2 separate regions of the Mus musculus genome follow, and region 2 is linked to region 1. The links are chromatin loops, found by intact Hi-C in ENCODE. Cell type or tissue: gastrocnemius. All regions are shown on one strand. Each heading gives the region's core, and the rest is flanking DNA. Links, peaks and the distances in the headings are about the cores only.

Evidence for each region. A loop is a pair of places that touch in the nucleus more often than their neighbours do. Peaks named below come from ENCODE experiments on the same cell type or tissue, not always from the same donor. Only the 100,000 strongest peaks of a DNase experiment are listed, where the experiment ranks them.
Region 2: a loop joins it to region 1, with 2.4 times the contacts of the local background. A loop is called at or near these places in 3 of 42 quality-filtered maps.

Annotation. Positions count from the first base shown.
Region 1 is chr13:58,397,480-58,407,281 of GRCm38, forward strand. Hnrnpk (heterogeneous nuclear ribonucleoprotein K) reads right to left here and starts at 5,033. Exons shown (of 16, transcript NM_025279.3): 1 at 4,914-5,033; 2 at 2,854-2,938; 3 at 2,414-2,511; 4 at 1,677-1,733; 5 at 274-317. The coding sequence starts at 2,911. Rmi1 (RecQ mediated genome instability 1) reads left to right here and starts at 5,118. Exons shown (of 3, transcript NM_028904.3): 1 at 5,118-5,310; 2 at 9,523-9,611. In gastrocnemius, for the core only: CTCF peaks have their summits at 4,356 and 4,992; DNase peaks (open chromatin) are centred at 391, 3,247, 4,152, 4,737 and 1 more place; H3K4me3 peaks cover 4,542 bases; H3K27ac peaks cover 3,115 bases.
Region 2 is chr13:58,509,481-58,520,944 of GRCm38, forward strand. No RefSeq gene overlaps it. Among named protein-coding and RNA genes, the nearest start is that of Gm38494, 31 kb to the right of the region's middle. In gastrocnemius, for the core only: CTCF peaks have their summits at 5,054 and 6,826; a DNase peak (open chromatin) is centred at 1,977; H3K27ac peaks cover 1,177 bases.

The sequences.
Region 1 (9,802 bases), core at 1-8,000:
AGACTATTTGGGTAACAGTTTGATTTACAATGCAGCAAATATGCAACACTTGAAGCTGTGCTCCTTCCATCGAAATAAAATTAGTGGATCGTTTGGGTGGGCAACTCACGGTAAAAGTTCAGTGACAAAAGGACTTAATGGGGAAAATAAGACAGAAACTTGAAAAACAATACACCGTCTAAGGGGATACTATTTAATTATATAAAAGGCAGGTAATAAAATACATTTCTCTCTTTCTAATCAGGCAGTGAGGCATAAACTGTTGGGACATACCGCTCGGGGCCACTGCTGTCTGGGACTGAAACACTGGCATTGTACTGCATTGGTCATTGGCGTTCGTGGATGTTGGCATTGGGCATGGGCATTCAATCAGAAGTTGTCAAGTATTGTACCCGTTTGGCAACGAGCACATTTTTGGGCATAGCCAACCAGGGTTTTCACATGGGCGTTCAGGGGCGGATGGGCCAACGTCATGGTGGGCAACGCAGGGGTAAGTCGATCCAGTACATGGGCAACGGAGATATATGGCCAAAAAAACAAGGAGAGGGAAAAGGGGGAAAAGCAATAAATTTTAATTTAATACAAACTATACTCATACTCTCAATGAAACAAGCTTAAGTTGTTCTGAAGACTAACACAATAATGGACTTCTCTATACCTGACCGTGGCTTCTTAACATTTAAGGACCTTAAATGATGGTTCTAGGTTTTGTTTTGTTTTTTAATGTTTCAGTAGCAGGCTGGCTCGTGAGGGTAGACACAAAACCTGTCATGACTCAAAAGTTTACTGAAATTGAGGAAAATGGGGAAATAACCCAGATAATTATACAGAACATCTGGATTAAGAGGAAAGAGGTTCAAAGACAAAACAAAAATTCCCACACCAAACCCCCAAATATTAAGACTGATTTGGTTTCATAAGGTATAAAACACATCTTATAAGCAGATTTATAAAAATTACAACGAAATCTAAAGTTTATTAAGAGAAACACAAAGATCTGTTACCAAGAGAAATGAAATACTGTTAGGTACTCAAAGTTATTTGCCTCAATTTTACCAAGATAAACATTAAGAAATGTAGATAGTATGAGGGAAAAAAATAAATTTTGGTGTAATCAGTTCTAGAAATACACACACACTTCTGGTGCTGCCAACATTTAATGTGTCTAATCACAAGAGTCAACCCACTATAAATTATGAAGACTCAAATCCTAGGCAAACAGTTCTGATTGCCAAGATTAATCTATTCATTACCCATATTTAGAAATCAGTCAGCATGAGCTCCATGTTGCAAACTGTGGAACAGATGATTTAAAAGAAAAAAAAAGGAAATAAAGTTTTTATCAGCCATATTCAATGGCTTTCAGAAATGACTAAATCCCTCTTACACATACAAGAGGAATTATACAATTAAGGGTTTTTACACTTTGTCTCCATTCCTAATTAAGATGTTTTAATCTTATTTGAAATGAATTAATTTGAAGGGTTTTATTAAAATATGAAAAGATTTAATTATGTTCCACCTTAATCAGGGTTTTAAAAAAAAAGAAGTCATTTACATAACCATTAATTATTACAAATGGTTTGTAGCTAGTCAGTGATTTCTAAGATGTGAACCTTTAAAATTCTAGAAACATACAATGAATGTGCTTGCTTGTTCAGTAGTTTAATACTTACGTCTGTACGGAGAGCCTTAATATTCTTGCCTCCTTTTCCAATCACTGCTCCAGCATTCTGGAATAGACAAAAAAAAAATTTTGCATTTAGAAAATTAGTATTTTTAAGCTATATTTTTAACTTCTAATGTTTGCACAGCACTGAAAATCTTGAGAAAGAAAAAAATCAAGATGAATAGTTTTATGGTCTTTGGAGTATTCAGAACACCAGGCATGAATATAAAATTCCTAGAAAGCACAGATTACAAGTGCCCTCTTGTAAAAAAACAAACAGAATCTAAACAGTACCTACTTTTATATTGTGACTTGAAATAAGTGATGGGGTAGACTTAAGTAAACTAGTTTCCTGGGGAAATAAGATGCAACCAACACTTAAAACCTGTGTCTACAGTTACTCCACTCATCTCTCTAGCTGATCTGTGGTGGACCCTGGTAATAGGGCTTTCACCATTAAAATTTCAGCACTACCGGCAGTTCTGAAATCTGCTTATCATTAAGAACCACAACTAAATGTGATAGCGCACACTCGGAATCCCAGTAATCAAAGACAGAGGATCAAGAGCTCAAGGCCCGCCTCACCTGTGAGGGGTCTCAAAACAAATGAACCCTTTAAAAACCTTTTATTCAACGTGTTATAAAATTCTGAAAGGTTTCCAGAGCCAAAGCAGAGTTCAAAGTGAAAAAGCATCCATTTATATTTAACTACTAACCAACCTCCAAATTTTAAAGAGCTTATACCTTGCTCTGAAGCAAAATGCGCAATTCAACCATCTCATCAGTATTTCTAGATCTTTTAAAGGCTTGCTCCTCTTCCATATCTTCTGCAGGGCGTTTACCTAGAAATTAAAGTTTAAATTTTCAATTAGAAACATCCCCCAAGAAAGGGTAATTGAAGCCACTTTTTAAGTCCCTGCCTTTGTCTCCCTAATATCCCTAATATCAAAGGCCTTATTTTAATAAGTATTTCAAAGGATTAAAATGTTGGTTGGAAAAACTGTACTGCTTTTTAACCTGTGCAAGAAAAGGTTACTTCTTTTCATAAAAACCAACAGACAAACTCAAGACTACAAAAAAATGAAACTATATAAGAGGTAAACAGAACATATCAAAAACATTTATGGTAATTAAAGTAACAGAACAGAAAATACTAATTGGTTATAATTAAAGTATCTTCTCACCAAATTCACCATTGGTTTCGGTGTTGGGGAAGGTTTCTTCTGGCTGTTCGGTCTCCATTTTCTTGAATTAAATGGATCCACCAATCTGTTGAAAAATAAAGAAGCTAGCTAGTACATTGGCTTATCAGAAAGCAAACACTCTTTTGCTTAAAATCTTCCAAAAAAAAAAAAAAAAAAAAAGGATTCTGCTTCCAGCACACACAAGTGACATCCTAGTGCTACAGTAGTATATAAAAACAAGGTCTGATTCGAGGAAACTAAAATATTCCTAAAAGTGAACTGTTTTTAAAAACTATAATTGAGGAGAGACAGGCATAATGGACTTCTTTTAGACTAGATTGTCTCAATGAAGCACACCCTAACCACCTCCACCACCAGAGCCTTGCGCCCCCCCCCCCCGCAAGGGGTGTGGGGGACCAGTAATTCCGTCCTCAGCAACTTGCTTCATTTCATTACAACGGAAAAACTAGTCGACATATAATTTTGTTCACGAGACTAATTCTTGAAAAGACCACGTCTTATCACAAAACTAGTGTTATAGTAGGGCTAGTAGTAATTTTTTCCCCGCCTTTGGTCGTGACTGACAACACTAATCAATGAAATCTGCCAACTTTAAAAAACTTAGCGGCAAATACAAGGTACATTGAACTTTCAGACACAGAAATCTAAAGAACCAGATGGAAACGACCACCATTATTCAGCAAAGCCACGGAATCTTTAATCACCAACACCATTATTTTAGGCAACGTAAAAAAGGCTATTTCCCAACAATTTTACCTCTAACCCAACTCTCCAAGACTGCAACCAAACCATCACAACTGGTCCAGTTAACTCGTAGTCCTACCAAAGCCAAGGACCAACACAGGATCTTAAAGTCGAGGCATCACCCTCATGCCTTCTCCTATTCCAAAACGCCGGCAGCAAATGACGATCCCTCTGGGGACCACTTTAAATGCAGAGATCGGCCGGCCACTCCGCTAAACCCCCGGCCGCGGGGGTAAATGGATTCAGGCAAATCAGCCGGGTCTACGCACACAAACAGGCCCAGCCAGCCCTCTCGTCCCGCGGCCGCTGTTCCCACAGCGCGCTGGTGTTAACAGGTCCGCCGAGCGAGACCGACCGCGCGCGCTCGCCTCCCGCCCACGGGCCGGGCCTGGAAGCAGCGGCCAGCGACCGTCGCCGAGCGGCGAGCCTCTCCTCACCCGGATCCGACAGGAAATGGCGGCCCGCGTAATGGCGACTACGTGCGACTAGGCGGAGTCGCGCGAGACCCCCCTCCCCCACCCAGCACGCGGGCTCGCGAGCGCCCGTCCCCCGCACCTCCCCCACCACCCGAGACAAAGCCGCCGCGGCCGCCCCATCGGCCCCGCCGCGCAGCACCCCCCACCCCGGAGGTGGGGTGAGGAGGGAGGCCCACGCCGTGGAGGGACAAAGGGCGGCCGGGGCGCACACACACACACCACACCCGCGAGTCCACCGGACGGCCCGGCGCTCCCTCCACACGGGGCGCCCGCGTCGCAAACCCACAGGCCTCTCCTTCCCGGGTCCCTCAAGCCACCTAGCGCCGGCACGCCAACCGCAGGGGCACGCTCGGGGAAATGGCGGCGGTGGGGGGAGGGGAACCCGGGCAACGTTCCCCGGCGGGCCACGGCCGCCCCGAACGCCACCCCGGACAGCCGACTACGGCGTCCGACCCCGCTCCAGCCAGCGCGACCCGCCCGTCCCGCTCACCGCGCGAGTCCGCCGTTGCCTCCCGGCCGCGCCGCCTCCGACGGTCGGTCACTGCTAGACAGAGAACGAGGACAAACCCCCTCCCACTTCAGCGTCGCGCCCCATTGGCTGCCCAGGCTTCGGCGGTGGTGCGAGCGCGAAGCGATTGGCCCGTGGCCGCGTCAATTACGGCGCCGAGAACCCCGCCTTCCGCCGGCGACTCCCTTTGGGCTGGAAGGCCGCGGGCCTGAGAAAACTCGGGCATGGGGATAGCCCAAGCCGCCATCCCGGGGCGCCAACCCGCTCCGGGGACTCGCTACCCCGAAGCCCTAGCCCACCCAGATACCTACAGGCCGCAATCGAGTGGGAGACGAGCACGACGGCGACGTCCGTGCAGCGGAGAAGCAGAGGATAATGGCGTCTGCAGCGCTGTCGCCTGTAGCGCCCTCCTCCTTTCTCGTTCGCGCACTCTGTGGTGAGGGGGAGGGGAGTAGTGACAGACCTCTCGCGAGACTTCAGCGGCGCTGCTCACGTGTGCCGGGAGGGGCGACTGCGGGGGGATTTTCGAGCCCCGAGGGAGTTTGGCGCGATTGGAGGAGGGACGGTCGCCCCGTGAGCGCCCGATTGGGCGGGAAGAAGTGAAAGAGGGAAAAGAGAACCCAGCTGGGAACGGGAGAGGGAGAGCGGCGCGCGGCCCTGGGATCACGCTGCGGTGCGAGGCGAGGCGAGGCGAGGCGGGAAGGCCAGGTCGGTCGGTGCTCCGCCCGGGTTCCGCAGCTACCCGTTGTCGCGTCTCGCTCGCCCCCTCCCTCCCCGGCGCTGCGGGCTCTGCGCCCCCTCCGCGGCGCCCGGGAAACCCGCTGTGCTAACGGCTCCCCCGGCGGGGAGGGCGGGGGAGGGCTGGAAGCGGCGCCCGCTCCCAGGGAGCCCGGGGCTTACTTCCGTGTTGGGCCGGTGCGATGCAGACCCCCCGGGAACGCCGCGTAGGGAATGCCCGCGCGTCCGTGCTGCAGCGCTCCCTGGGACCCTCCCTGAGAAAGCTCGCAGGCACACTGCCCCGCCATGGCTGCCCCACCAGGGGAAGGGAGGGTCACTGCGGGTGCTCGCCTCGCTCCTCATCCTCACAGCAGAGCTCCACGGTCCCCAGACTCTGGCTGATGTCCGGATGTCAGCCTGTAGGGGTGACCTCCAGTTAGCGAGGCGTGTGTGCGAGCGCACCCTGTCCTACCTTTCCCTCGAATAATCCCAAAATGTGCACACCGGCCAGCACCCTGTAAATCGCTCCGTTACAGAGCGGTCGAGCCATCCTTTACCTAACTGACAGAAGAGACTGGGGCTTGAGGATCTGGTGAGGGGGCTCTCGTTCTGAGACAGCCTAGTGTAGCCCTGGCTGTCGTGGGATCCTGTAGATCTCCTGCCGCTGCCTCTCAAACGCTGGCATTAAAAGCGTGTGCCCCCACTCCTGGCTCAAGATTTTTCATATGGTGGTTTTTGACCCGGAGGGTCTCTCAAGAGATCCACCTGCCTCGTCCTCCCAAAGCAGGGATTAAAGGCAAGCGTAACCATGGCCAGCTAAAGTTAGTATTTCTTTTTTTCTTTTTCTTTTTTTTTTTTTTTTTTCCGAGACAGGGTTTCTCTGTGTAGTCTTGGCTGTCCTGGAACTCTGTAGACCAGGCTGGCCTCGAACTCAGAAATCCAATGCCTCTGCCTCCCAAGTGCTGGGAGTAAAAGCGTGTGCCACCACTGCCCGGCAAGTTAGTATTTCTAGTACAACATTTTTTTTTTCCGAGGCAAGGTTTCTCCGTGTAACCCTGGCTGGTCTGGAACTCAGAGATCCCCCTGTCTCTGCCTCCCGAGTGCTGAGATTATTGCCTGCATAGCCGCCTCCACCACCCCGCTAACAACTTTTTTTGTAAATGAGAAGTGGGAATCTAAAGGAAACTACAGAAATTGTCTTGACTAGTCTCTAGTGAGAAGTTGCTTCCTCAAGATTTCATGGCAGGATTGTTCTTGCGCCCACCCCCACCCCCCAGTTATACCTGTTTGTTTTCTTCTCTCACTTTTTTAGGTTTTCTCTTTGAGTAATCAAAGTGTCTTTTGTCCGTCCTTCATTTTCTATTTAGAGTTGGAGGTTTTCAATTCCTTATTAAAACCTCAGACTGTAGCTCAGTGGTGTAGCACACTGAGTGCGGAGGCCCTGGATTTGGGTGTCACAACAAAGCCCATGCCACTTTGTTTCCTTTAGTGGCTCCTGGGTAACCATTAACCTAATGCTTTAGTATCAATTTGGATTCAGTATGACTTAGCTGTGAGATTTAATATAATTTCAACAGTTCAGTAGCTGGCTGAGAAAATATTTGAAATACTGTAGGCACCATACCCCGAGTTCTGTCCTGTTTGCCACTTTGTGCTGACAATTCAATGCTTATTACAGTACTTTGAATACATTGTGGGTTTTGTTTTATGTGTGAGGGAGTTTTTTGAAAAGTAGAATAAACTATGATGGTTCATGCCTTTGATCATAGCAGCTGGGAAGCAGAGATGTGAATCTGTGAGTTCTAGGTCAGCCAGAGCTACATAGTCAAACTGTCTCAAGAAACAAACAAAACTAAGGTAAGAGGGCAGACAGGTGAGATGGAGCAGTGGGTGAAGGTGTTGGCTGCCAAGGTAAATTTCATCTCCAGGATGGGGGAAGACCAGACCTTACTCTCTTGACCTCTAACCTCCACACATGTGTATATAATGAAAAAAAGTTTTAAAAAGTATTGAGGATAGAAACCATATTCAAGATGACAGAACAGAGCTGGGTTAGAGACTCCTAAGTGGGATTTTCTCTCTAGTTTTATTTTTATTTATTTTTTCCTCAAGATAAGGGTTTCTCAGTGTACCCCTGGCTGGAACTTCTTCTGTAGACCCAGGCAGTCCTCAAACCCTGAGATTTGCTTGCCTCTGCCTTCTGAGTGCTGGGAATAAAGGCATGTGCCACCAGCCAAGCTTTGTGGCTACTTCTTATGTCAACAGTAATATAACGGTTTTATCCCTATAAAAGGTAAGGTCTATTACCTTCCCAGAACTCTAAAGTCATCTTAGTGTCTTTAACAAGTTAAAATGGTGTTAGAAGTAAGTGCTTATTTATTTATTTATTTATTTAAACATTTTGTAGTGTGACTAAGTGGGAGCCAGGGGATAACCCTGTGGGACAACCCTGTGCAGAGTTCTCTTCTACCCTATTGGACCATAGGAGTAGACTCATCGTTACATTTAGTGGCAGGTACCTTTACCTGCTAAGCCATCTTTCTTAGCCCAACTTATTTTTTAAAGGAAAATAATAGAAACATAAAATGGATATAAATCTTTGTTACTGATTTAAGATCTCAGCTATTGATTGAATGCCACATACAATATCTAGGAATGGTGTTCTATTAAAAAAATCTGAATCTGATTAAAAATTAATCATTGAGCCAAGTATGCCTAAACCTTAGTGGTAATTAGCAGAATTTTCCTACTTGGTTCTGTTTAAGTCTTAGTAGTTTTTAGAATGTAAATATGTATTAGTAGCCAAATATCAGGTACAAAGGTTAATAAAAGTATTTTTTCTTACTATAAAAGTGGTGAGGATTAAGTTTTGTAACTTTATATGTTGCTATTATGCTAAGGAAATACGAATATATTTTTCACGTCATTAAATAGTCCCTAAAAAATGTTAGAGCTGGGTGTGATGGTATATTCCTTTAATCCCAGAACTTGGGAGGCAGGTTCGAATAGATCTCAGTGGAGACCAGTCTGGTCTGCATAGAGAGGTCCAAAGTCGCATAAAAGGAGAGGCCCTGTCTCAACAAAACAAAACAAAACAAAACTTGAAGGTCTAGAGGGATGGTTCCTGGTCTAAGAACTTAACTGCTCTTCCAGAGGATTGGAGTAACTCCCAGCAGTGTGTAATATCCAACTCCAAGGGACCTGACCCCCACCTCCTTGAGCATCTGCACTTGTGCACATGCCTCCACCTCCCCACATATACCTTATACCACCCCACACACTTAAACATGTTTAAAAATCTGAAGACTACACAGCCTTCTATTTCATAGACATAATGTATGTTTTTGCTTGATAACATTCAAACCCCCTCAAATATATAAATATTGATAAGCTTTGTCAGATAAGCATTCCAGTGTCTTTTGTTCCTCTTCCCTCATCCCTCTCCTCTTTCCTCCTAAATCCTAGAGATTGAGCCCAAGGCTGCAGATACACCTGTTCTTGTCTTTATTTCTGATCTTTTAATATTGGTTCTGGAAAGTAAAAGGTGTGTGTTACAGGATATAAACTTAATGTTCAATTTAAAAGACCTCTTTTTCCAAGTTGTTTTTCTTGTACTGAGGGGACTGTTGTTTGTCTATCAGCAAATGGGAAATTGTGTGTCCTAGCTGACCCTTTGCTGTCTGCCATGACTGTGGTAAGACACTTTTACAAGGGAGAGGGTATTATGCCTAACCAAGAGCAAGTGGGTCCCAGGCTGCCCTATCTCCTATGCTTGCCTTCCTCAGCAGCTAAAGGCACTTGCCACCAAGTCTGACACCATAGTTTTGATCCCTAGAACCCACCTGGTGGAAAGAGAACCAAGTCCTGCAAGTTGTGCCATGGTATATATCACTGCTTCAAAAAAAAAAAAAAAGTCCTCCGGTACCTGAGTTTCCTCTGAACTGCTTGGTCACACACTGTGTTAATTACCTTAGTTATCTTCTGGTTTAACTGTAACCCTGGAAACAGGCTGCCTCTGCCTCCCCAGTGCTAGGTGTATGCCACCACCACCCGGCTACATTTCCATTTTTAGCCTGTATTGTTTTTATTTTACTTAACTGTCCCCAGAACCACACCATCCTACTTTTGCACTCATGGGAATAAGCTAGTGACTTTCTGTGGCGCAATTCTAGAATCTTCACTGCCCCTTATCTTATGTTTCAGGGTCATTTCTCTGCAGAGGAGGCTCTGAGTACTGTACTGACCATCTAGCTTGAAATCCCTCGTTAGCTCACAGGCTGGCCTGCTAAGTGGTGAGTTTTCTTATGGACATGCTAAGCATAGATATATATTTAAATTGATTTGTCTTTAGTATTTTGCTATTGGTTTGTTATACTGAGAGAATCAGATTTAAGCATACCTGACAGCACAGTTGAGAATATTTAGGTAAACAAGTAAGACTTCTCTCATCCCAGAGTAAGGTGGCCGACTATAGTCATATAAA
Region 2 (11,464 bases), core at 1,503-9,502, 110 kb after region 1:
TGTTATACATTTCAAAGTCAATGCTAACATTGTAGCCTTCTTACCTCCCTAAGCTTCCCTCCTTCTAGATACCTAGCTCCTCTTCCTGCCCCTCCTCTTGCTTCCCCCTCCTCCTCCTCTTCCTCCTGCTTCCCCTCCTCCTCTTCCTCCTCCTGCTTCCCCTCTTCTTCCTCTTCCTTCTCCTATCTTTTTCTTTTCTTTTTTTCTAGACAGGGTTGTCTCAGGGTATGTAGCACTGGCTGTTTTGGAACTCATTCTGTAGACTGTTGGGTACAACTTGCTGAGATGCCTATTAACACATCAAAGCCGACTCTGTCTGCTGGTTCTCCCAGCCCCCCTCAGTCTTTGCTTGGTTATACTAGTCCTTTTCCCCTCTTTGCCTTTTGGCCTTCTGGTCTCCTGGTCTTTACAGGTTCCTTTTTTCCCTCTCCTCTTCTCTCACATGGCCTGGTCCATTGTATCAGGCATGTCCACACTAGACTCTTCCAGATGTCCTGTCTCTGCCCCTTTCCATATGCTCTCTGATATCTACAATAAACCTCCTCCACCACACCTAGGAACAGTCATGTCCTCTGTTTATTTCTATCTTTTGTCGCTTCTGTCTCCGACCAGCAGAAAAGAGCGATGACACAGCGTTCTTCTCAAAGCAGTTTATTCAGGAACCTTTCAACATGCAAGCAGGAATCTCTCTCTAGACCCCAATCGCAATCCCTTATATAACCCCTCAACCACATCCCATCAGCCCAATCCACGTAATCTCAGTTCATTGGCCTTCGTCAAATGGCCTGATCTTGCATCATGGTGCGCCTGCGCAGCTCTCACGATGGACGTGGCTTATTTTCAGGTGTATGAGGAAGTCAGGTGCAAGTCATAAGACTTGGCTGCAGTCCCGAGCGCCATCTTGGGACTACTGCCACACCCGCTCCCCATAATCTTTCATTCATAGACCAGGCTGGCCTTGAAATCAGAGACTTGCCTGCCTCTGCCTCCCAATGTGTCTTAGTCAGGGTTTCTCTTCCTACACAAACATCATGACCATGAAGCAAGTTGAGGAGGAAAGGGTTTATTCAGCTCACACATTCCACATTGCTGTTCATCACCAAAGGAAGTCAGGACTGGAACTCAAGCAGGTCAGGAAGCAGGAGCTGATGCAGAGGCCATGGAGGAATGCTACTTGCTGGCTTGCTTCCCCTGGCTTGCTCAGCTTGCTTTCTTATAGAACCCAGGACTACCAGCCCAGGGATGGCACCACCCACAATGGGCTCTCCCCACTTGATGACTAATTGAGAAAATGTCTTACAGCTGGATCTCATGGAGGCATTCCCTCAAGGGAAGCTCCTTTCTCTGTGATAACTCCAGATTGTGTCAAGTTAACACACACAACCAACCAGTACACAAGACCTGCAAGGCTTCCCCACGGCCTCTGCTGGTCTCACCACGCTCTCTCTGCTCTCTGGCTCTGCTTAGTCTCCCTTGTCTTGAAGATAGCCCTGGCTATGTGCAGACTGCTGGCCTTGCTCAGTCTACTTTCACTGTTCTGAACTCTTCCAGATGTCAACCTCCCCCCCAACACACACACACACACACACACACACACACACATACACACACACACACCCCTTCCCAACCATGGAGCAGTCATGTTGGCAGTTTCTTTACTGCACTCTCCCCCACCCCTACCCCCCATACATTGAAGGCTTCATTTTTGTGTTCAACAAAGTGATTTGAGGTATGACAAACAGCGGAAAGCATTTAGCTTCTCTTTTGCTTTAAGAAGGACCTAGATCCAGGGCCCAGCTGGCAGGAGCTGGAGATACATTTGAGCTACATTGTTAAACAAACAAGAATGAAAGACCTGTAGAAACTTGAGGCAAGTGTTCCCGGGAAATATGCCTATGTGCCCAAGCTGTCTGCTCTGATAGACACAAGATGTCGACAGGTTTGTGGAACCGCAGGTTCCCTGTCAAAAGGCACTCATTTCTCTGTAACAGGGCTCCGTATGCATCCGTCTCTCCATGGCAACGCAGATGGTCCATGCCAGTCAGTCAGAGGAAGGGGAAAAAGACTCAGAGATTTGACAGCTTTTTCTAGTGTTCTGGGCCTCGTGATGGAGACTCATCGCTAGGTGTTGTGGCTGAAAAAGTTGCTCGTTGCTCATGAACCTTAAAATTGCCAGAAGAAAATTGGCTTAGATCTTTTGAAATGTCAATGGTCAGTTTACCTTGATGTGACTGAATGTTGCTAATAAAGCAATAACACTATGTTCTGTGATCCAGTTTTCCAGTTTGGCAAGGTGATCCATGGACTGTGGTGGAAACAGGGGTATGTTGAGGTTTGGTCTTTTGCTATAACGATAACTACTGTCCCCCAAGGCCTGGCTGTCCCCAGGGAATGGAGAATCTGCACATGTACAAGTGACGCTATGTGACCTTGCCCCCCCCCCATGTTATCCCTGATTGGTGAATAAAGATGCCTACAGGCAATAGAGAAGACAGGTGGGGCAGAAAAGAGATAGGCAGGGTTCGAGTTCCCAGCCTTGGGGTCTAGGGAGAGACCACAAAGGAAGGGAGAAGGTGGAGAGAGGATAAGACACTGTGGGGGAGGTGAGTCATGAAAACATGGCCATGAGGGCTGGCCAATTGGAGTTAAGAGCAGCCCAGATGCAACATGGCAGTTATAACTCGGGGTTATTGATAGGGAAGTAGACAGACTAGCACAGAGGGCAGCATCTGCCCAGCTCTTCTGCTTTAAAGGTTCCTTATAAATATACACACTGTGTATCTTTTATCTGGGAGCTGAATGATGAAAGGTGAGGTAGAAACCCCTGACTGAGATTACATAATTACTACAACAAGGCTGTGGGCAGCCTTCCCTCTCCCCACTCCAGAAGAAAATGGAGTAACCAAGAGAGCCCTGCTTTATCAAAAACAACAAAGGAAACCTGGAAGATGCTCAGTGGGACCCATGTAACGGTAGAGGAAGAAATGTCACTTACCTCGGTTTGTGAGTGTGCTATGTAAGAAGCCTTTATCTTGCTGGACAGTGGTGGTGCACACCTTTAATCTCAGCACTTGGGAGGCAGAGGCAGGCAGATTTCTGAGTTCAAGGCCAGCCTGGTTTACAGAGTGAGCTCCAGGACAGCTAGGGCTACACAGAGAAACCCTGTCTGAAAGAAGAAGAAGGAGGAGGAGCAAGAGGAGGAGGAAGAAGAGGAGGAGGAGAAGGGTTTATCTTTGAGTTTTAAATTTTTTCTTCTGAGTTGGAAAACTCAACATATTATATACATATAATGATACATATAACATAAGTTAATATATTATAGTTATTATATAATATAGTATAAATAGTATAATTATACACACACACACACACACATATAATTATATACTATAACATAACATTATGTATCACTAGGCTATACTAATGTTAGATTAGTCACTACTACAGCTGTGTTATTTGTGCCTTGGGTTTGAAGAGCTGCTGTGACTTTACTCACTGTTGTGTTGGATCTTTTCTTTTTTTAGGTTTATTTATTTATTTTATGTATATGAGTACACTGTAGCTGTACAGATGGTTGTAAGCCATCATGTGGTTGCTGGGGATTTGAATTCAGGATCTCTGCTCGCTCCAGTCAGCTCTGCTCTCTCCGGCCCTACTCAGTCCGGCCTAAAGATTTATTTATTATTATATCTAAGTACACTGTAGCTGACTTCAGACACACCAGAAGAGGGCATCAGATCTCATTACAGATGGTTGTGAGCCACCATGTGGTTGCTGGAATTTGAACTCAGAACCTTGGAAGAACAGTCAGCTCTTAACTGCTGAGCCATCTCTCCAGCCCTGTTGTGCTGGATCTTATGTGTCCCTGATGTGCCCATCTGCCACCCCTGTCTGCTGTCCTTGGTCTACAGCATAGCTGCAAGAGCAGCAGGAGCTGTGGTGCTCCTGGGAGGTGGCGGGACCTTTAGAAGAGAGTCAAGCTTCTGGGTTAGAGCCCTGAGAGGGATGTCAGTGGCTGGCTTCTCCTTGTTATTTTGTTTCCTGGGCACTATACCATGAGCAGCCTCCTCTACAACCTGCTACCTCCACTATGTGCTGCCTCCGACCCAAAGCAACAAGGCCAAGCACCTACGGACACAAAGCTTTGGTGCTCACATGCCTATAATCTTAGGGATTTTGTCTGTTGAGGAAAGGAGACTCACAGGCTGTAAAGCTTAGAGGAGAAGTCCTGCAGTTCATTCCTCCAGTCCCTTTGTAGCTTTGTGAATGCACCCCTGCTCTGCATTCCTCAACTCTGAAGTCTTTGAATCCATGGACAGGCAGGAGTCCCCCACTCACCTGCTACTTAGTCTGCCCTCTTCCAGTTGGTGGACAGCTGGACGGAAAGACAAGTGCCGTGTGAGACCCATGTTCCTAGGAAGATGTGAAAAGTGTCTGCTCACCCTGACCTGTCACCCTGGGAGTTGGTGACAGACAAAAGTAAGATCTCACCCAAGTTGGGGTCACTTACAAGAGCTTACAAATGCATCACTGAGGTCCACTCCACGCAGGTGATTACTTAAAAAAGCTGCATTCATGGAGCTCTCTGCACCGTCTGCAAGGCAGTGTGGCTCATCAGCATCCCCTCTCCTCACTGATGCTTTAGAGAAGAGGAGGAGGAGGAGATGGAAGAGAAGAAAGACTTAAACCAGGGCCAATGTCAACATGATGTTTGGGGACTTACAGCTTAGATGGATGGTCTACAACACTCATAAGCGTATCATCCAATCACGGATATCATCCAGCCACAGGCTTTTCCTCTTCTCTGGCACCAGCCCCTAAGAATTGTCACGATATCGGGTTAGAAAATATTCATCACACCGGACTGGATCGTTTACGGAAGTTACAGAGAGACAGACAGAAGTCTCCAGAGATAATGCCTTGTTTGGTGGCATTGCCACTGTCAATCAGTCTTAAAAAGAATCAGGATCTAGGACCAGACAAGTTTAAGAGCCAAGTAAGGAGCAGGGGAATTCAACCTTCTGTCTGATCCATGAACAGAAGGCTATTCCAGGGAGCCCCTAGTGGAGGAATTTAGCTAGTACACTGGAGGACTGTGTCTATTGCCCAGATTCTTTAAATTCATTATTTAAAATCCCCCCACCCTCACTTTTATTTTATTTTATTTATTTTATTTTTTCCGAGACAGGGTTTCTCTGTGTAGTCCTGGCTGTCCTGGAACTCACTCTGTAGACCAGGCTGGCCTTGAACTCAGAAATCCACCTGCCTCTGCCTCCCAAGTGCTAGAATTATAGGTGTGCGCCACCACTGCACACCACCCCTGAAAAAAATTAAAAATATATTAAAACAATATATCAAGCAAATATAGTGTGTGTGTGTGTGTGTGTGTGTGTGTGTGTGTATGCACGTGTGCGCGCACGTTCTTAGTTTCTGTATTCACTAAGAAAAGCCAGAGGAAGAGTGTATCCTAGAAGCATAATGGGACAGTTTAAAATAAAACAAAAACAAAAGACAAAAAAACAAGCAGATGTAAAGAAAAGAAAGCTCAAGGACTCTAAAGTCCTCAACAGCGGCGGTGGCAGCAATAAGCGTCTTCTAGGTGTCAGCCAGCAAGTCACCATTCTAGAGTGAGAAACAGTTCTACGGGGCCGAGAGGAGCAGGAGGAGAGACCCTCCTCTCCCGAGAGAAATTGCGAACTGAAGATAGCTTTTATGTCATAAAGAAATGCACCTTTGGGGCTGCGAGACGTCTCAGAGGTTAAGAGCACTGGCTGCTCTTCCAGAGGACCTGGGATTGGCTCCTGGCACCCATATGGTGGCACGCCATATGTTCTGGCTTCTATAGGCATTGGAAATGCATGTGGGACACATACACGATGCAAGAAATAGATGAACCTAAAATGAAAGTAAATAAACCTCTTAAAAGTAATAACTGGGGAGGATTGTAACTTTATTTTGTGATTTTAAGCTAGTGAAGCCTGGGCCTTTGGGATATGTGACACAGGGAACTGAGTAAGGCCTGCCTGCTGTTCTGTTTTGCTCTTTTTGATATCGGGAATAGGAATGAGGCCATGGGCCCTTGAAGATCTGGAGTAAACTGTGGTGGGGAGGAACGCGCGGCTTTCATCCTGTAAAATTAGAGACACAGTGTCACCTTCCATATCTGATTAGCTATCATCACTGGTGTTAGTGTCCTGGGGCTGAGTCTCAATGCGGGCTGCTCCATTTATGACTGTCAATCACCTGAGCAAATAGGACAGCAGTTGCTCCCATCTACAACTTGAATGTGGCATCTGCTCAAATAATCTGTCTCCTCCAGCCCACTTACTATCTAAGCCCCGGGTCTGCTGTGACATCTGGGAGCAGGCTCCTGACTCCTCGGCTCACTTGATTAACTTCCCTGAGCCAAGTTACTAGTCAAAGGAGAGAAAACTGAACAGCGGTGTCTGCCAATCAGGCAGAGAGGACCGTCATTGGTACCCAGCCCAGCATGGTGGGGATTCATTTATTTTATTTACTTAGGTTTATATACTAATTTGCAAAAAAAAATTAACGAATATTATTTGTAGAACAATGATGTTTGAAATTTGAATACAGGAGCAGGAGAGACTGCTTGGAGGTTAAGAGCCCTGGACGCTCTGGCAGAGGACTCACGTGGTGTCACTCAACCCTCTGTTGTAACGCCAGCCTCAGAGGATCTGACACCCTCTTCTGGCCTCCTCGGGCACTGAACGCATGTGGTGCCCAGACATACCTGCAGGCAAAACACCCATACACGTAAAATAAGAATAAATGAATAAGATATTTAAGACAATCACCTAGGGTATTTTACTCAGGACCTACTACCTTCATTGTCTGCGCTGTCTTTTATGCTTTCGAAGGAGATAGGAGGAAGGAACGGAAGTGCACTGCCCGAGGAGGCCAGAAGAGGGCATCAGATCCTCTGAGGCTGGAGTTAGAGAGGGTTGTGTGACACATGTGGGACCTCTGACAGAGCATCTGTAAGCTGTTTCCTCTTTACTTACACATGCCATTCCCCCTGACAAGTATGACCCATTTCACTTCCTTATCTAATCTGTCACAGGCTGGACTGTGACTAGCCCTGACTGACAGGACAGAAATGACATCATTGTGCTTCCACATCACAAGCAGCTTTGTAGCCTCTGTTGACTCTTTGAATATGGTTTTGGGGAATGCAGAGACTATACAACAGCTAGTCTACCTTGAGTGCACCATGTTATCGGCACCCTGCCTGCTGTTTCCAACTGGCTCGTTTTGTCCCAGTCTTCCCATAAGGAGAGACCTTTTGAAGGCTGATAAGCAGGAAGCCACTGTGTGTTTAAGTATAGTCACTAGGCGTGTGCGTTAATCCTGCAGATGACATGGGTCCAGTTGCATTTGGTCTTGAATCTAACGTGCTCCAAGCAAGAACCACTGAGCTGACCCATCACCTCCCAGCAACTTGGTTGATCACCTCATTAAGCTTTGGGGGCAGTTTTTTATATGATAGTAAGTTACAAGACCAGCTTAACTATGAGACAGACTCGATAAGATGTGGTTTGAATTTTAACTAAAATCCTCAGACTAGCTTGAGAAAATGCTATTGTTGGCTAAAGTGTATAGAATTTACTGATTTTACGCTTGGAATGGATGTGTATTTGAGATATATGTATATATTTTATGTCTGCATATAAATGTCCTGGAATGTAGCTCAGCGGCAGAACCTAGAATGCACAAGTAGCCCGTGATGCTTTTAATCATTCCAAAAACAAAACAAAACAAAATAAAACAACCCTAGTTCTGGACATGCTATCGCTTCACCTAGCAAGTACAATCACTGTCCTGATATCAGGGGCTTAGTGAAATTACTGCCTGTGGTCACACATCTAGTGAGTGTGGGAACAGGATTTGAATCCATCTGACTTGACATGTATGGACTCTGGGTATTTGACTGGCAGCCTCAGGAGTGATTTTCTGACATTCTCTGGCCAAGGGTTTTTGTTCTCTCTTCCCAGTTCCTTGCTAAATCTCTCTTCTGTAGCCTATTAGTCTCTTATCCTTCTCTCCCCTGCCTCTGTAGGGCAGCCTGCCTGCACAGACTTCAGTTTCTGGCTCAGTGGGATCATGAATATAAAACATTCTAATGTTCTCCTGGGTTATAATCTTCATTTCATATGACCACTCCAACCATGCGTACCCACATCCAATATCTGTTTGGGAACAGCATGGTAATGCATTATAAATTATAAGTGAGGCAGATAGTGGCTCTTCATAATAAATAGAAGCATTGCTGGCCATCTTCCTTATATTTAAAAACTAAAATTAGAAACCCCTAAGCAGATAGGACATATTTTGACCCGACGCTAAGTCAGATGACATGAATTAATCCTCAGAACACCGTGGTAGAGAGAACTGACTCCAGCTGTCCAGTTGACCTCTGACCTTCACACGTATGCCGCACCCTCCTTTATTACAAACTAAATAAAGAAATGTAAAATACCAAAACCAAACCAAACCAAAACCCAGAAACCTGTCTGTGTTTTGAAGACTTATTTCATAACGGTTTTATCTATTCAGGCAAAACCTTATGTATTTTTGGATGTTAAAAAATGTATAAACTGTGTTCCCTAAAGTTCCATAAAACTGTCGAATAAATGCTAAGGAAACATGAGAGCGCGGAGAACGCTTGGGTTTTAAGAACAAGACTATTTGGTTACGATGTACGGAGAACATTTTGATAAAGAGAAGGGAAAGTGAGCATGCGCAGATCAGTGGACCAGCTACAAATCCACCCAGTCCTGCGCTCGATGGTTGAGAGCCTCTGGCTCAGAGCTCCTCTCAGCCTCCACAACCAGAGCCCACACCTTCCCTTCCCTTCCCTCTCAGCCTCCACCCCTTCCGATCCTTCAATGGAGACAATCTCTTGGAACGTAGCCTTAAGGTCCGTCCACAGGCCATCAGAACACTTTTACCAGAATCTGTTAAAAGGCTTTAGAAGTTGCCATCTGGGGGGTGGGAGTGGGGGCCATGGAGAGAGCTCAGTGCTTGCTGTGTCAGCAGCACCTGAATCCAATCTGCTGAGCCATGTGCTGTGGCTGTACTCAATCCTTGCACTGGGGAGGAGGGGACAGGCAGATCTCTGGGGCCTGTTAGCCATAGCCTAGCCTACTTGGCGATCCCAGGCCAGTGAGAGACTGCCTCAAACAACCAAGATGGACAGTGCTTGAAGAATGATTCCTGAGATTGATCTCTGGCTTCTACATGCACACACATGTGCACCCGTGCACACATGAACACGCATGAACACACACAATCTATTTGATAGAGATTGTCAAGCTTAATAACTTGACCATTGAGTTAAGGGTATGTATAAAAGAGATGAAAAATTTTAAATTCACATTAACTAGCATTTTTTTTTTTTTTACAAACACAGTTTATATACAGAAGGTTAAGTTGAGTGGCTTTTCAGTAAGAACCGCTGGGGTCTTCCAATGCTAGCGTAGGCTCATGCTGTATCTACAATTCTCGCTTTGTGTTCGAAGTCAGTTTGATAGAGAGAGACGAGGGCTGTCACTTCAGCAATGTAGTTTATGGTGGGAGGGGGATGTTGCTTGCAGGGAAAGTTGCTTCTCAGAATCTCTAGTTGGGAAGTGGTCAGGGAGGCCTCCATGTTTAGATGCGGAGGCTGTGAGTGTTCAAGTCTGTAGCTGGGAAATTCCCTGAGTTAGATAAGATGAATCTCAGGACCCTGTCTGAGCTGGCGTGTGTGTGTGTGTGTGTGTGTGTGTGTGTGTGTGTGTGTATGTACATGTGTGTGTGTACATGTGTGTGTGTGTGATTAACCACTTTTCTCATCTGTTCTTGTAGTGGCTCCTGTTCTCCCAGAAGCCTTCTGGTTGCCAAGTGTTAGCTTGGGTTAGACCAACTAATTCCATTCTATTAGGGAAAGCATCTGTAAGTAGTCTTGAGTGGGAATGTATCGAAGCGTTATCTCCAGGTCCACTTATGGAACTCATGTAGAACATACACTTGTGATGCAACATTGGCTGTGCTGTCCTGGGCGGTCTCCCCTGCCTGGGAGGGTTTGCTCACTGCGGCAGCAGCGCAGGGTTAGATGCAGAACAAACCGCCCACGTGGCTTCTCTTCTTCTCCTCTTCTCCCCTAGGAAGTTTCATTGAGATAGAGTCCATAAAATGGACCCACTACAATATGAAATCCCGTGTTTTTTCCTCCACTATACTCAGAGCTGTGCGACCATTGGCAGTTATCAGAACACACTTTTTTTTTTTCCATTCCAGAGAGAGATCCCATGCTGCTTCACAGCCAGCTTCTGTCTAACCACTGCCAGCCTAGAACACGGAAGCGTTTTCTCTAAAATATTCTGTTAGAGGCGCTTTTTATAAAAATAGAATAGCTCAACATATTCTGCAACTGACTTTAAAAATTAAGAATAATGTTTTCAAGGCTCACCTATGTAACTGCTAGTATATTGTGCTTCTTACTTGTCAAATAGTATTCTATGATACGGACACTCCATATTTTCCTCGTTCATGTTAGAGTTACTGGGAGTGTGTATGCTTACACTTTTTGGCTTCGGCTATAAACAGTGCTGTGTGAGTCTTTGTGTAGACATGGTTTCATTTCTCTTGGGTAGATAGCCGAGGAGAAGCGCCAAGTCATGCTAACCTGATATGGTCTCTTGAGGGATGGCCACAGTGTGCCGGAAGTGACCTCATCATGTCTCATGCCTTCCCACAGTGCGCATGCTCCGGCTACCCCACCCCACCCCACCCCAAACCCCATGTTCCCGCAGTGTGCATGCTCCGACTCTTTCCCTCCCAGCCTCCCCCACACACACATATACACACATACACATACACGCACACACACACACTCATGTACTCTGTTGCCACTGACATACACACTTTAAAATAGTTTAGAAAGATGTAAAGAAAGAAAGAAAGAAAGCTATACTTTTAAGACTTGCTCCATTTCTAGCTTTTCTCAGGTGAAGGTGGGGCTCGTCTGTCTGTCTGCCAAAGTGGGTATAGATCCTTGGAACTATTTAAAGCTGCCTACCTCAGGCTTGCTGCCAGCCCTTTGCTAGCCCATCTCCCATCTCACTCAACACCTTGCCTTGTGCAATCTTCCCTGTAGTCTCTGTTACCCATTGTCCCTGCTGGGGTGGGGGACATCTCTGAAGTCAGCCATGGTGTCCACTCCCGCTTGTTCATCAGTATCTCTGGCTTAGGAGGATGTGACATGGTTTGTGTGGCATCTTTATCAGAGACAGTTAGATCTTCTTGCACGTGTGCCCGCTGGTCCTGTGGCTTTGAAGCTTATTAGGAGTCATTAGTCATAGCAAGTCAGTTCACTCTTCCAGAAATAAGGATTTCCAAAGGTCAGGCTGGCTTTTAATAAAGAATGAATTTCTTTTTTCGCAGGCTGGACTGTGATTCTAGG